Linked DNA regions of Homo sapiens: region 2 is linked to region 1. Evidence: chromatin contacts called from ENCODE Hi-C data. All regions are on one chromosome and are shown on one strand. The core of a region is the stretch at or near the end of the contact, and the rest is flanking DNA. Distances in the headings are between cores, read along the strand shown. Region 1 holds the start of LINC03009 (long intergenic non-protein coding RNA 3009). Region 2 holds the start of POMZP3 (POM121 and ZP3 fusion).

Region 1 (7,791 bases), core at 3,296-5,795:
CCTCAGGAAAAAAGGGAATGAAATTACTGAAGACAACTCTGTGGCAGGGAGAGGGAAAAGAGGCTCTTTGTTTTTGTTTTTTATTTTTTATTTTTTTATTTTTTGAGACAGAGCTTCACTCTTGTTGCCCAGACTGGATTGTAATGGCTCAATCTCGGCTCACTGCAACCTCTGCCTCCCATGTTCAAGCACTTCTCGTGCCTCCGCCTCCAGAGTAGCTGGGACAATAGGCACACACCACCACACCCAGCTAATTTTCGTATTTGTGGTAGAGATGGGGTTTCGCCATGTTGCCCAGGCTGGTCTCGAACTCCTGGCCTCAAGTAATCCACCTGCCTTGGCCTCCCAAAGTGCTGGGACTACAGATGTGGGCCACCGTGCCCAGCCCTCACTGTATGGATTTTCTAAAAAAAAAAAGATTACATTTGTCTTACTTGCCAAAAGGGAAATTAACCTTATCTCCTCTCCTTTTTAAAGAGTATTTCCTTGATAAACCTTGTAATATAAATAACTTCTTTTGTGCCTTTGATATGTACCTAAATCTTTTAAAAAGGTAAATGAACTTCTTGCCAACATTACAACCCAGGAATTTTTTTTTTTTTTTTTTTTTTTTTGGAGACAGAATCTCGCTGTCACCCAGGCTGGAGTGCAGGGGTATAATCTCGGCTCACTGCAACCTCCACTTCCCGGGTTCAAGCAATTCTCCCATCTCAACCTCCTGAGTAGCTGAGACTACAGGCGTCTGCCACCACGCCTGGCTAATTTTTGTATTTTTAGTAGAGACAGGGTTTCACCTTGTTGGTCTGGCTGGTCTTGAACTCCTGACCTCAGGTGATCCACCAGCCTCGGCCTCCCAATGTGCTGGGATTATGGGCGTGAGCCACCGTGCCTGGTCACAATCCAGGAATTTTTTTCTTAAGAGCCTAAGAGTCTTGTCTTTGAAATGTAAACCTGGAGGAAAATAGTGTCCCTATCTTCCTGTTGCCTAGGGAGTTTAGCCTAGGCAACTTGAGCTGTTACTACCTGCTTGTCAAGGAGATGTGAGAAGTTTTATTTTTTCATTGAATACAGGTAATTAACTAGCATGGATGGCCACGTTGATTTCCAGGTGAATTTAGGATGAGTGTTTAAGAATGCATAGCAGGCCAGGCGCGGTGGCTCACACCTGCAATCCCAGCACTCTGGGGGAGGCCGAGACGGGCGGATCACTTGAAGCCACACAGAAATCGAAAGAAGGAGTTTGAGTCCAGCCTGGCCAGTATGGCGAAACTCTGTCTCTACTAAAATACAAATATTAGCTGGGCATGATGGCACATGTCTGTAATTCCAGCTACTTGGGAGGCTTAGGCACGAGAATCACTTGAACCCAGGAGGTGGAGGTTACAGTGAGCCAAGAAGATCACACCACTACACTCCAGCCTGGATGACAGAATGAGACCCTGTCTCAAAAAAAACAAAACAAAAAAAACTGCATAGCAAGTCCTTTTGCATGAGGATGAGTTACTATTTATCTTGAGAGCGTGTATGCAATGGATTGTATCTGCCAGACTATATAAAAAGGACGCTTTGGCCGGGCGCCATAGCTCACGCCTATAATCCCAGCACTTTGGGAGGCCTAGGCGGGCGAATTACGAGGTCAGGATTTCGAGACCATCCTAGCTAACATAACGAAACCCCATCTCTACTAAAAATACAAAAAATTAGCCAGGTGTGGTGGCTCGCGCCTGTAGTCTCAGTTACTTGGGAGGCTGAGGCAGGAGAATCGCTTAAACTGGGGAGGCAGAGGTTGCAGTGAGCCGAGATCGCACCACTGCACTCCAGCCTGGGCGACAGAGCAAGATTTTGTCTCAAAAAAAAAAAAAAAAAAGGAGGGTTTATTTCTCTTTGCATCTCATTAATGGATCACCTGTGATGGGCATCACAGTCTGGTTTAATGCTTATTCAATAATAAAATTGTTTTCTTTATTTTCTGAATTTGTGGAGAGAATATTCTAGGTTAACAGAATAATCTATTTATTTACTTATTTATCTTGAGATGGAGTCTTGCTCTGTCTCCCAGGCTGGAGTGCAGTGGCCTGATCTCGGCTCACTGCAATCTCTGTCTCCCAGGTTCAAGTGATTCCCCTGCCTCAGCCTCCCAAGTAACTGAGACTACAGGCGCGAGCCACCACACCTGGCTAATTTTTTGTGTTTTAGTAGAGACGGGGTTTCACCATGTTGGCCAGGATGGTCTTGATTTCCTGACCTCATGATCCGCCGGCCTCGGCCTCCCAAAGTGCTGGGATTACAGGCGTGAGCCACTGCACCTGGCCTCAGAAGAATTTATTTTTAGTCTTTTCCTTACCAGTTTTTATGAAACAACTGGGCAAGAACACTGTTAGATTTCACCAAAAAATTGTGATGAATCATTGTCTTTATGATCCCATTTTTGAAAATTGACATTTTAATTGTAAACCAAAAATAAAATTCTAAGCCCCCACAACTGACTCAGTGGACTCCCCTGTTGGCCAACAGGATCCAAAATAAACATGGAAAACTAATTTAGGTCATGATGGGAAGGAGGGGGTTGGACATGCCTTGTCATAATTCTCCTCCCGTCAGAGTTTAGGCACAGCTGACCAACATTATGATCTCTATTAGAATAGAGATCATAGGACTGACAAAACAGGCTCTTTTTATCAGTAAGATACCCATCTCCAACCAGACTCTGATATAGCATCACATGACAGATAGCAGTCCCTGAAGTAAATTACAGTATTTTACCCCAAAACATATTTTCTTTGACAAACTTTAAAATAGTCCTGCAAAGCCATCTCTTTGGGGGAAATTTGCATTCTGTAGAGAATCTCTTTCCCTTACAGAAAAGACTCCAGGTCTTTTCTGGAGAGTCTGACACCTTTTAAGATCCAATAAGAGATATTTATCATCTATTCTCCCTGAAGCCTGTTCTGAGGCTTCACCTACATAACAAGAACCTTGGTTTCCACAATCCCCCTTATCCTAACTCAAACTTTTCTTTCTTTTTTTTCCCTCCCTCTTTTTCCTTCCTTCCTCTCTCTCTTTTTCTCTCTCTCTCTTTATTTTCTTCTCTGTTGCCCAAGCTGGAATGCAGTGGTGCCATCATGGCTCACTGTAGCCTCAACTTCCCAGGCTCAAGCGATCCTTCCATCTCGGCCTCCTGAGTAGCTGAGTCTACAGGCATGCACCACCACACCTGGATAATTATTTTTTTTTTGTAGAAGTGGGGGTCTCGCTGTGTTGCCCAGGCTGTCCTTGAACTCCTGGCCTCAAGGGATCCTCCCAGCTCACCCTCCCAAAATGCTGGGATTACAGGCATGAGCCACCACAATGGCCCATTTCTTTATGTAGTCTTCCAGCTGTTCAGCCAACACTTAACTCTGAACCAACTGCCAATCTTTCAATCTACTAGTGACCTGAAAGCCTTTCCTGGCTGACCCAACATATACTTCCCATGTATTGATTTATGTCTTTGCCTGTAACTACTGTCTCCCTAAGATGCATAAAACCAAGCTGTAACCCAACCACTTTGGGCTCACGTTCTCAGGACCCCCTGAGGCTGTGTCACCAGCCATGGTCACTCAAATAGGAGGCCCAGAATAAAACTCTTTACAGACTTTGACTCTTTTTGGTCAACATAACCTAACCCTAAACATAATCCTCCTGGGGAAGGTAAGATCACAGGTATCTCTTCTTCGTTCAGTTTGTATGTGTATGTCCTTATTTCTCTACAGTTTTTAGGCATTCGCTGTGTGATCTAGAAAAGCTATGGAGTCTCGCTTTGTCGCCAGGATGGAGTGCAGTGGCGTGATCTCGGCTCACTGCAACCTCCACCTCCCAGGTTCAAGTGCTTCTCCTGCCTTAGCCTCCCGAGTAGCTGGGATTACAGGCACGCGCCACCACGCCCAGCTAATTTTTGTATTTTTAGTAGAGACAGGGTTTCATCATGTTGGCCACGATGATCTCTATCTCTTGACCTCGCGATCTGCCCGCCTTGGCCTCCCAAAGTGCTGGGATTACAGGCTTGAGCCACCGCGCCCAGCTACAAATTCTATTTTCTTTTTGTTCCTTGGAAAGCATCGCTGGGCATTTATCCTGTCCCAGTATTTGAGTGAAACTTCTCAGCATTTCAGAGCAGTGACCATGATACACCCTTTCCTTTCCTTCTCCTTATGGCAAACTCGGTTCTAACCCAGAGGACTTGGGCTCCAGGACCCAGTAACGCAGCCCTGGACTTGACCCTAAAAGGGAGTAAAGACAAAGGTGAAGTTCAGTCCGGGGTTCAGGGCTGCCAAAGCTCATAGCCTGGAGCTTCTTAACCTTTAGGCGGGGTAGAGACATTTAAGACAGCCCCTAAACTTGGGGAGCGCGTAGGCTCATGGGAAATAGAGTCTGTTACTTGTCCTGGGACCGCGGTGGGTGTCCGGGGAGGCGGACTTCCGGTGCACTCCTGCGCGTGTGCACCTCTCCCTGCGTGCGTGTTCGCGCGTGCGTGCTCGCACATGCGCGCCACCTCCGCACTGCCCTCGCTTCCTGCGCCTGTTCAGGTCATCGCTTGCTCTGGTTCCCAGGCTTTGGCCTCTAGTGGACGAGAATCACCGAGTCTGCGGGGCTAGACGCTGACCGCCCGGGCCAGCACCTAGGCGGGCGGGAGCTGTGCGGCCCAGGGTTCGCGCGGGCCGGGTAGAGGCTCGAGCCAGGACCCCCGAGCGTGAACCCCGGAGCCGGCGGCGCTGGGGCCAGAGGGGCCGGGCGGGAGGTGATGGCGGAGGCGAAGGGGCGACGGGACCTGGGCCTGGCCCGTGTGTGTCCTCAGAGGCCTGGCGCCGGCCGTCGCTGTACGGTGAGCCCCAGGGAGGCGGATCTGGGCCCCGAGAAGGACACCCACCTGGATTTGCCCCATAGGCCCGGCCCGGGCCCCTCGGGAGCAGAACAGCCTTGGTGAGGTGGACAGGAGGGGACCTCGTGAGCAGACGCGTGCGCCAGCGACAGCAGCCCGCCCCGGCCTCTCAGGAGCCGTGGGGCAGAGGCTGCGGAGCCCCAGGAGGGTAAGTCTTGGGTTTTTGGGCCCGGAGCGAGAAGGGCCTGGGTGAAGTCACCGTGTTTTGGGGACCTTAGAGTGTGGGGCAGAGGGAGGGTCCCGATTGCTTGCTGGAGAGACATGTGTTGGGTTCGAGGGCAGGGTCCGGCTGCACCGAACAGGCGCTGCATGGGAAGATCTGGGAGGACGAGGCTTAGGGAGGCGTGGAGGGTGTCACCACCCTCAGCTGCGGACGTCGTCTCCACTCCCCGCTAACCCCTAACAGTCCTTCCTCCTCCTCTCCGTGCTCCAGATTTCGACCGCCTCTAAATGTCCGTCAGCACTTCTATTCTCTCACTTAAGTGTCTGCTGATCCCCCCCTTAGATCTGCCCTGGGAGAATCGTAGTAATGCAGGAACAGTCTGCAGGGATTCTCTCCTGCTGCCTCAGTTGCTAGGGGAAGAGACTGGGCCTTAGCAGGTGGGTGACTTGACCAGGTCACCGGCTTTGTGGGTAGAGCTGCTCATAGTAGAACCCAGGAGACTTATCTCCCAGGCCAGTGTTATTTCTCCCGTATCCTAGTTTTCTTAATAGAAGATTATTAGGTGCCACAATAACTAAGTTCAGTTAGATAATTTAGAAACAAAACCATATTTTATACACATTCATTTCATTTCTGAGAGCTCACCTACTCAATTCCTATGGCCTATTTTATTTTAGGCAGTTTAAAGAGACAATAAGAAAATGCGGGCGGGATGCAGTGGCTCACACCTGTAATCCGAGCACTTTGCGGGGCTAGGGCAAGAGTATCCCTTGAGACCAGGAGTTAGAGACCAGCCTAGACAACATGGGGACACCCTGACTACAAAAAATACAAAAGTCGCCAGGCATGCTGGGATGCATCTGTGGTCCCAGCTACTCAGGAGGCTGAAGTGGGAGGATGGATGGAGCCCAGGAGGTCGAGGCTGCAGAGAGCCGTGAATGCACCACTGCACTCCAGCCTGGGTGGCAGATTGAGACCCTGTCTCAACCAACAAACCACAAAAAACATGAGCCGTATAATGGGAATTTTTTTTCTTTTTGCACCTTGTATTTGATGATGGCAGACTATTTGTAAAAGGAGTCGTGTTACCCATGAGAGTCTAACTCATCTAATTACTACCTGATTATCTTAGAGTTACAGGCGCATGCTTCCCCTATCACTTTTTTTTTTTTTTTTTTTTTGAGACAGTGTCTCTCACCCAGTCTGGAATGCAACAGCGTGGTCTCGGCTCACTGCAACTTCCACCTCCCAGGTTCAAAGGATTCTCGTGCCTCAGCCTCCTGAGTAGCTGGGACTACAGGCATGTGACACTATGCCTGGCTAATTTTTTTTGTTATTTTTAAGTAGAGACGGGGTTTTGCCATGTTGGCCCAGGCAGGCGGATCACTTGAGGCCAGAATTTGAGACCAGCCTGGCCAACATGGCGAAACCCTGTATCACTCTTTTAGACCCTTCTGAGTGTTTGCAGGTTGAGTGTTCACAGGGTGTTAGCCTATTGAGCTTTCTTTTGCGGTTCTTATGCAGGTGATTTCTGCCTTTGCAGGCCGGAGCCCTCATGACTTCAGTGACCTGCTTCTGCCCCTCTAGGTCTATCAGCCACAGTCTCTGCAAGTTTCCAAGAGCAGCAGAAAATGAACACATTGCAGGTGAGTTTTCCTGCTTGTGTATATGTTCCTCAATTTTATTTTATGATGCATTTTAAGAGGTTTGTAAGGATTCATACTTTTTTTTTTCTTTTTTTTGAGATGGAGTCTTGCTCTGTTGCCCAGGCTGCAGTGCAGTGGCATGATCTCGCTTCACTGCAACCTCCACCTCCTGGGTTCAAGTGATTCTCCTGCCTCAGCCTCCTGAGTAGCAGGGATTACAGGCGTGCGCCACCATGCCCAGCTAATTTTTTGTATTTTTAGAAGAGATGGGGTTTCACTATGTTGGCCAGGCTGGTCTCAAACTCCTGACCTCAGGTGATCTTCCCACCTCAGCCTCCCAAAGTGCTGGGATTACAGGCATGAGCCACCAAGCCCAGCCAGGATTCATACTTTAAAATGGGAATGTGGAAATAGACATTATCCTGTAAAATATAGTTAGTGTGGCAGATCAGCACCAAAAATGATTTGTGAAGCTTGTATGTATGGGTAGTATATTTTAAGGCTGTTGAAATTGAGCCGCACCTAGGACTGATATTCTTGGCAGTCATCACAAAAGGAAAGTGCCATCTGTATTAGTCCATTCTCACACTGCTATAGAGAAATAACCAAGACTGGGTAATTTATAAAGTAAAGAGGTTTAATTGGCTCACGTCTGCAGGCTCTATCATAGGAAGCATGGCTGAGGAGGCCTCAGGAAACTTACAGTCAGGTGAAAGGTGAAGGGAAAGCGGGCGCATCTTCCATCACCAGAGCAGGAGGAAGAGGGAACACTGGGGATTACAATTGAACATGAGATTTGGGAGGCAACACACACCGAAACCATATCACCATCCATGACATCGTTTGCATTGATTATAAGGAGAAACCAGTTTTGTTACTTGTGGATTTAAAAGATTTTCTGGGACTTGGAAAAATTTCTTCATTCAAGTTGGTGTAATTGTGGATAGCTTTCCTAACAACAACCATTAATTACTGTAACTTATGGCTTATTCTTGGTGCTTATGTAAGCAGAGGGCCTGCTGCCCAAGGAGAACTTGGTGCATATAATTTTTCCAGGGACGGAA
Region 2 (7,353 bases), core at 2,364-4,863, 78 kb after region 1:
GGTACGCAACTGTAATCCCAGCTACTCAGCAGGCTGAGGCAGGAGAATCTCTCAAAACCTGGGAGGCGGAGGTTGCAGTGAGCCAAGATCGTGCCATTTACACTCCGGCATGGCTGACAGAGCGAGAATCCGCCTCCAAAAAAAAAGAAAGAGAGAGAGAGAGAAAGAAAAGCAAAGCACGCTTGGTGACCGTGCTAGGTTTTTTGAGATAAGTTTTTTGTTAAATAAGAGCAATTTTGTTTAAGTTGGGGGTTATTTAAAGATTGTTTCAAAATATGGATTTAGGAAGGAAATAGAAACAAGGTGGGAAGAAGGCCAGTAAGTAGGAGAGACGTGAAAAAAAGTTATGAGGATGTATTTTTGGTAAAGAAAGTTGAAAAAAGAGTAATTTTTTATTTTGCATGAGAGAGGACTTTGGTCAAAATCAAGAGGAAAGGAAAGTAAATTTCTGTCCTAAAGTAGATTGCTAATATAAAAAAAGTATAGGACAAAATCAAAGATTTAAGGAAGTGTAGAAGTTGTGGAAGATTAATCTCATGAAAGGAATTTGGTGTGTGATTAAGCTGGCCGAAATTAGAAGGGGATTATTTATAAGATTTTCGGCCAGGCGTGGTGGCTCATGCCTGTAATCCCAGCACTTTGGGAGGCTGAGGCGAGCTGATCACCTGAGGTCAGGAGTTCGAGACCAGCCTGCTCAACATGGCGAAACCCACTTCAACTTCTTTTCTTTCTGTAATTAGAAAACTATTCCATTTTCATTAGGTTATTTTACAAACCACATAAGGAATTTTTTTTTTTTTCAGACAGTCTCGCTCTGTCACCCAGGCTAGCATGCACTGGCATGGTCTCGGCTCGCTGCAACCTCCGCCTCCTGGGTTCAAGCAATTCTCCTGTCTCAGCCTCTGGAGTAGCTGGGACTACAGGCACCTACCACCACATCCAGCTAATTTTTGTATTTTTAGTAGAGACGGGGTTTCACCATGTTGGCCAGGCTGGTCTCGAACTCCTGACCTCAGGTGATCCACCTGCCTGGGCCTCTCAAGGTGCTGGGATTATAGGCGTGAGCCACCTTGCCCTTCCAGGAAATTGGTTTTAATCTCATTACTGATAAAACTACCAAACTCTAGTTTTCATTTTTCTTTCCCAAGCATTTCCTTCAGCACAATTAAGACACTAGAACTGGTGGGCCGGGCGCCGTGGCTCAAGCCTGTAATCCCAGCACTTTGGGAGGCCAAGGCGGGCAGATCACGAGGTCAGGAGTTCGAGACCATCCTGGCCAACATGGTGAAACCCTGTCTCTACTAAAAATACAAAAAAATTAGCCGGGCATGGTGGCGGGCGCCTGTAGTCCCAGCTACTCGGGAGGCTGAGGCAGGAGAATGGCATGAACCTGGGAGGCTGAGCTTGCAGTGAGCTGAGATCGGGCCACTGCACTCCAGCCTGGGGGACAGAGACAGACTCCAACTCAAAAAAAAAAAAAAAAAAAAGACACTAGAACTGGTGGTTACCCAAATAACTGAACACCACAAAATTCCGACCAGAAGACTTAGAGCCTTCTTTCTTGAAAATAAACTTTTAACACGTTTCTACAGAAGCATGAGGCTAACATGGCTAATAGCTGTCAGCTTATCTCTGCTACTCACAGAAAAGGTAAATTATGACATCGATCTAACCTGTGCCTTGAAATGATCAGCATTAAAACCCCTGTTATTAGGTTCTTTCATGAAAGCCAAAGAAGGAGGCCTATGAAGGCTCACAAACTGGAGGTGGCCTCTGTATCTTTACGGGAATGTCTACATCTCATCCCATAGGAGTCCAAGCGGGAAACTGGCTTAGTACTCTCCTGAGCCTGTTACCTTCTTTTATTTTCCTGGCCATCAAGGAATATTTGGTCTTCTTCCTCCACTGTCCTTTTCTTCTTCTTCTCTTTGAGGGCACTCAGTACAGTCTCCTTTGCACATGGGTCTGGGGCATTACTTGATGGTGAGGACAGTGTTGAGCTGATTATCTGCTCTGGTCTATAATGAAAGACAGGATTCTAGCAGTAAGATATTTTAATTCCCATGCCATATCAGAAATGGAAATCAGAAGCTAACCAACAAGCCAAAGTATAATTTATACACTCACAACAGTTCCCCTTAGCAAGTAAAGCTACTTTTTCGTTAACGGCAAAAAGTGAAAAACAAACGGTTTTACTAGAATTTGGTATTTCTCATTCAAACAAGCAGATTCGTCCTTTCTTTTTTGCGTTGTAGTCATGTTGTCATAGGAACAACTGGAGAAGAATAAAGTGGACACGAAAAGGGAGAGTATTCTTCCAACGATAATACTCACATCGCAGAACGCGAAAATCTTCTGTCAGGAGGGGCGATCCTCAGAGTCACTGGGCTACACACCATCCTGGAGTTGCGAGGGGACAGCACAGCCTTCTTGTGATAACCATTCCAGCACACTGTGGGAAGTACCCCCGGACAGGAATACTGGGCCTGATGGATCGGATAGCGTCTTCGAGGTGTTATTACAAACCGATCTGGTAAAGTCCCACGATCCCTGCAGAGAATGCGAGACAAATCATGGAAACAAAGTATAAAAGAATGTCAAAATTTTAGACGGTTAAAAACCCACCAGTTAAGACATTTTCCAAAGAACTTAAGTCTCTTTCTACGCAACACAGAACACGTTGTTTTTATGGCAACTTTCCCCTATTCCATCTAAGAGCAGAGAGTGACAGCTGCTTAACAGCTGTCTCAACAATGGATTGCAACAATTTGAGAGGGAAAATCTAAATCTAGACTAAATCTAGACTGCACTAAAATTCGGGGAGTTTTTAGAACTGGAAAGAAGGGAATCGTTTTGGCAACACATCTCACACCAAGCAAGAGTCAGAGGCCAGGAGACGGCTGGCACACACCAAGGTGTTAAGGAGGGCAAAACCACACACAATTCCCTTCGGATTTGATGAAAAAGCAAATCGGATTTAAAAGTCCTCGATTTCAAGCCAGCCGAGCCAAAGGATGATCTGGGAAAATCAGCGCATCTCACCGTGGGGAAGGCCTCCCGGAGGGTCGGAGAAGAGGAGTGGGGAGAGAGGGGTAAAAGTGGTGAACGCGATGGGTCGGCGGGGAGGGCGGTGTGGAGCGCGGCGCCGGGCGGGCGGGCGGCGGCCAGGCCTATTCCGCAGGTCCTGGCCCTCCGGAGCGGGGGCGGGCTGCGGCGGCCCGGGCTTGCCCAGGTAACTGCCCATGAGGAGCAGTTCGGCAGGGTCAGGTCCTTCGAGCAGGGTCCGCGGCTCTAGGAGGTTTCCGTTGGCTGTCGACTTGGCCGGAGGCGAAGCGAACAGTGTTCGCCGATGTCGCGCCTTCTGAACGAAGGAGGACAAGGGGCGCGAACCTCGGGGCTCGCGGCTCAGTCCCCACCAGGCCGCGGTAGTCCCCACGGCCAGCCAGGCCAGCGCAGCCGCAGCAGGCACGAGGTACAGTAGGAGGCCGACCAGCGACAGGCCGAGAAGCGCCGCCCCGGCCGGCCCTGACACTCGCTATCGGCCGCCGCCGCTCGCCTGCTCCAGCCGCCGCAGCCGCCGGAGACATCGCGGCTCCGCGCCGCGGAGGAGACTTAAATATCCCAGCGTGCACCGCGCCACGCGTCGCGTCATCGCGCGCCCGCCACGTCATGCGCGCGCGACTCGGGGAGACGCTACAGCCCGGCAGCTCCCGAGACACAGCTGTTTTGGAAAATGCTGCCTGCCTTCAACGCCTGTTTCTGACTCTTGCGGTTTCCCGCATGGCTCCCAGCGAGACGATCCCGTCCGGGATCCCATCCGGCTCCCATCCGGAGGCGATCCCGTGAAAGGATCGCGTCCAAAATAAAAGGGCCCGAGACCTATGCTTATGTAATTCCTAATCCGTGATCTTTTCTAGGGGCTGAACTCCCCTCCAGCACAGCCTGTTACCAGGTGCTTTTCACAAACGCCACTGGCGGCTGAGTTTTCCCCCCCACTTCCATTTCTACTTTACAAGTTGATAACGTGGGACGATTACCTACCAAATTTCACATCATGGCCCAGACATCGGGTGGATTTTGAGGCTCTGTGATCGATTTATACCTATGCTAAAGTTATCGGTCTGAGAAAGTAGATTAGTGGTTGCCTAGGGCTAAGGAGTGGGTTTGGGGGTGGGGAATAGAAAATGACTGCTTATGGGTATAGGCTTTCTCGTAGCAGCATAAACATAGTTTAAAATTAGATCGTGTTGGCGGTTGCACCACCCTATGAACTGTATGGTTTGTGAATTATATCTTCATAAAGCTGTTTAAAAAGTCTGGTAGTCTGCCAATACACTTTGGTGTAGTTAAGTTTCCTCAGACATTCATTCATTGATTTATTCATTCCATTGTTTATATACATTAAAGAGATTAAGGGGGAAAATAGAGGATCTCTGATCTTTATAAGCTCTGTTTAGTAAGGAAGATGTGTAAGTAAAAGATTGCAATTCAATGTTATCAGTGTGATAACGGGAACAAAAAAAGAGGCCAGACGCAGTGGCTCATGCCTGTATTCCCAGCACTTCGAAGGCGGAGGCGGGCGGATCACCTGAGGTCAGGAGTTCAAGACCGGCCTGACCAATATGGTGAAACCCCGTCTCTACTAAAAATACAAAAATTAGCTGGGCATGGTGGCGCGTGCCTGTAGTCCCAGCTACTCGGGAGGCTGAGACAGGAGAATTGCTTGAGTCCGGGAGGTGGAGGTTGCAGTGAGCCGAGATCATGCCACTGCACACTCCAGCCTGGACGACAGAGCGAGTCCATCTCAAAAAAAAAAAAAAAAAAAAAAAAGTTGTGATAAAGGGGAAGGAAGGCAGGGAAGTGCTCCTGGAGCTGAGAGGTCTGGCAGGTTCAAGGAAGATGAAGGAGCACTGTGCAGAAGTCCAGAGATGGAATTGTTCAGTATCGCTGGAGATTAGGGTGTTTTGGGGATAGAAAAGTTGGAAAGGTATAGATGCCTCTGGGGCAACTCAGAGAGATGAGAAGAAGGTGCAGTTTGGGTTCCAGATCCTCCCCAACCCAGTGCCAAAGTAATTCTTCTATTTAATATACTGTGATTTCACATAAGACTTAATTTGAAAAAAAAGGGGGGGGGGCGGAGGGGGGACTGTGTTGCTTAAGAAAAAAATCTCAGTATCAGTAGACTAGTGGGACAAAAGCCAGGCTGCCCTGGGTTGAACAGTGACTGGAAGGTGAAGAAATGGAGGCAGTGACTGCAGACTCCCTACTCAAGAAACCTGGGTAATAGGGGAAGAAGAAACATAGTGTCTAGGTCAGTAGGGGCTCTTTGAACTATTGTGTGTGGCTGGAGTTAAGTGGAGGAGCTACACATAAAAGCCGTCAGGGTACAGATGTCCTGAAACCAAGCAAGATGACTGAGAATTAATGTAAATAGAGAGGTCCATAGCCTGAGCCCTCGGGGCACTCCTGTGTTTAGAGGTAAAGAGATGAATACACAAAGGGCACAAGTCATGTAGGAAATATAGATAAATATGACTACATTAAAAGTTAGTACTTCTGGGCCGGGAGTGATGGCTTACACATAATCTAGCACATTTGGAGGCGAGGCTGGTGGATTGCTTTGAGCTCAGGAGTTCGAGACCAGCCTAGGCAACATGGTAAAACCCAGTCTCTACTAAAAAAAAACACAAAAATTTGCCTGGTGTGGTGGCATGTGCCTGTAGTACTACTCAGGAGGCTGAGGCTGGAGAATCGCTTGAACCCAGAAGGCAGAGGTTGCACTGAGCTGAGATCGCACCACTGCACTCCAGCCTGGGCAACAGAGTGAGATCACACACACACAAAAAGTTAACACTTCTGTATGGGAAAAGACAAGATACACATCTAAAAGACAAGCCAAGACTGGGAAAAACAACGTAACACATATAACCAAAAGAGGATTCATAAGTAGAATTTATAAAGAACTCCAAAGAATCAATAACAAAAAGATGACCCAACTTTTAAAAAGGACAATTGATATAAAAAAGCTATCGAATGGGAAACACAAATACCTAATAATATATACATATGTGCATATACGTACATACACATATACATTTAACCTCACTAGTAATCTAGGAAAGACTAACAATATTTTGCACTCATTTATACACTAGAAAAATTAATTTAACAAGATCAAGTCTTAGCATGGATGTGAAACAAACAGAACTCATGCCGTTGTGGATATATGAAACAGTACAATTTGGAAAGCAATTTGGCAATAACTAGTAAAAAATAAGGGTGAAGAAGTATGTATCCTATAAACCCGCAATCCCATTCTGGGTAGATAGTCACTGAAGCATTATTTGTATCACAGACAATGTGAACACACTTCATGGGTAATGTCTATCAACACAAGGATGGGCAAACTGGTATAATTCATATAATAAAATACTATAAAGCAGCTGAAAATTAATCCTTCCAGCTGCAGGTTAGTCCTCCCACCATAAACAACTGTAGACATGGACAAAATGTATTGATTAATAAATTTGTTAAAAAAAAATCTGGCAGTCTGCTGATCCAGACTTTGGTTTAACTCATGCTGTGGTGGATATATAAAACAGTACAACTTGGCAACTACTTTCAGGCAGAGGACAACAGGAAGCAAAAGACTGATCCCTAAGTGTAAGGAAACTTGTGAGATGAGCCCCAAAGTCACCTAGTTCCTCTACCTGGGGATCGTTTCCCAACTGCAGTGCAGAGAGCTGGAGTCTGAGCACAGTAGGGAGATCCCGCTGGGCTGAAGAGGCAGAGATGAGGAGGCAGAGATCAGGCTGAGACAGCTGAAATGGCAGAGAAATGGGGCAGAAAAAAGAAAGGAGGGCACTATGCAAAGAGGGAGTTCTAGAAATCTATGCATGACGCAAACCCACGGCTGAAGGCTGGAGTGATGGGTAATTTCATGTGTCAACTTGAAGGGACCATGGGGTGCACAGATACTTGGTTAAACATTTATTTATGGGTGTATCTATAAAGGCATTTCTGGATGAGATGGTCTTTTATTTATTTACTTATTTTTATTTTTTGAGATGGCGTGTTGCTCTTGTCGCCCAGGTTGGAGTGTAGTGGTGCGATCTCAGCTCACTGCAACCTCTGCCTCCCAGGTTCAAGCGATTCTCCTGCCTCAGCCTCAGTGGAGTAGCTGGGATTATAGGCACCCGCCACCACACCTGGCTACATTTTTGTATTTTTAGTAGAGACTGGGTTTCACCATGTTGGACAGGCTGGTCTCAAACTGCTGACCTCAGGTGATCTGCCTGCCTCAGCCTCTCAAAGTACTGGGATTATAGGCATGAGCCACTGTGCCCAGCCTCT

What was found. A loop is a pair of places that touch in the nucleus more often than their neighbours do. Pooled maps may share reads with other maps.
Region 2: a loop to region 1 is called in a pooled map, with 16 times the contacts of the local background. The contact joins the promoter of POMZP3 here to the promoter of LINC03009 in region 1. A Hi-C loop is called at or near these places in 6 of 50 pooled maps.

The regions. Positions count from the first base shown.
Region 1 is chr7:76,544,796-76,552,586 of GRCh38, forward strand. It overlaps LINC03009 (long intergenic non-protein coding RNA 3009), which reads left to right and starts at 4,546. Exons shown (of 3, transcript NR_029411.1): 1 at 4,546-5,066; 2 at 6,625-6,727.
Region 2 is chr7:76,623,666-76,631,018 of GRCh38, forward strand. POMZP3 (POM121 and ZP3 fusion) reads right to left here and starts at 3,614. Exons shown (of 7, transcript NM_012230.5): 1 at 3,043-3,614; 2 at 2,335-2,550; 3 at 1,857-2,018. The coding sequence starts at 2,399. It overlaps LINC03009 (long intergenic non-protein coding RNA 3009), which reads left to right. Exons shown (of 3, transcript NR_029411.1): 3 at 2,256-4,317.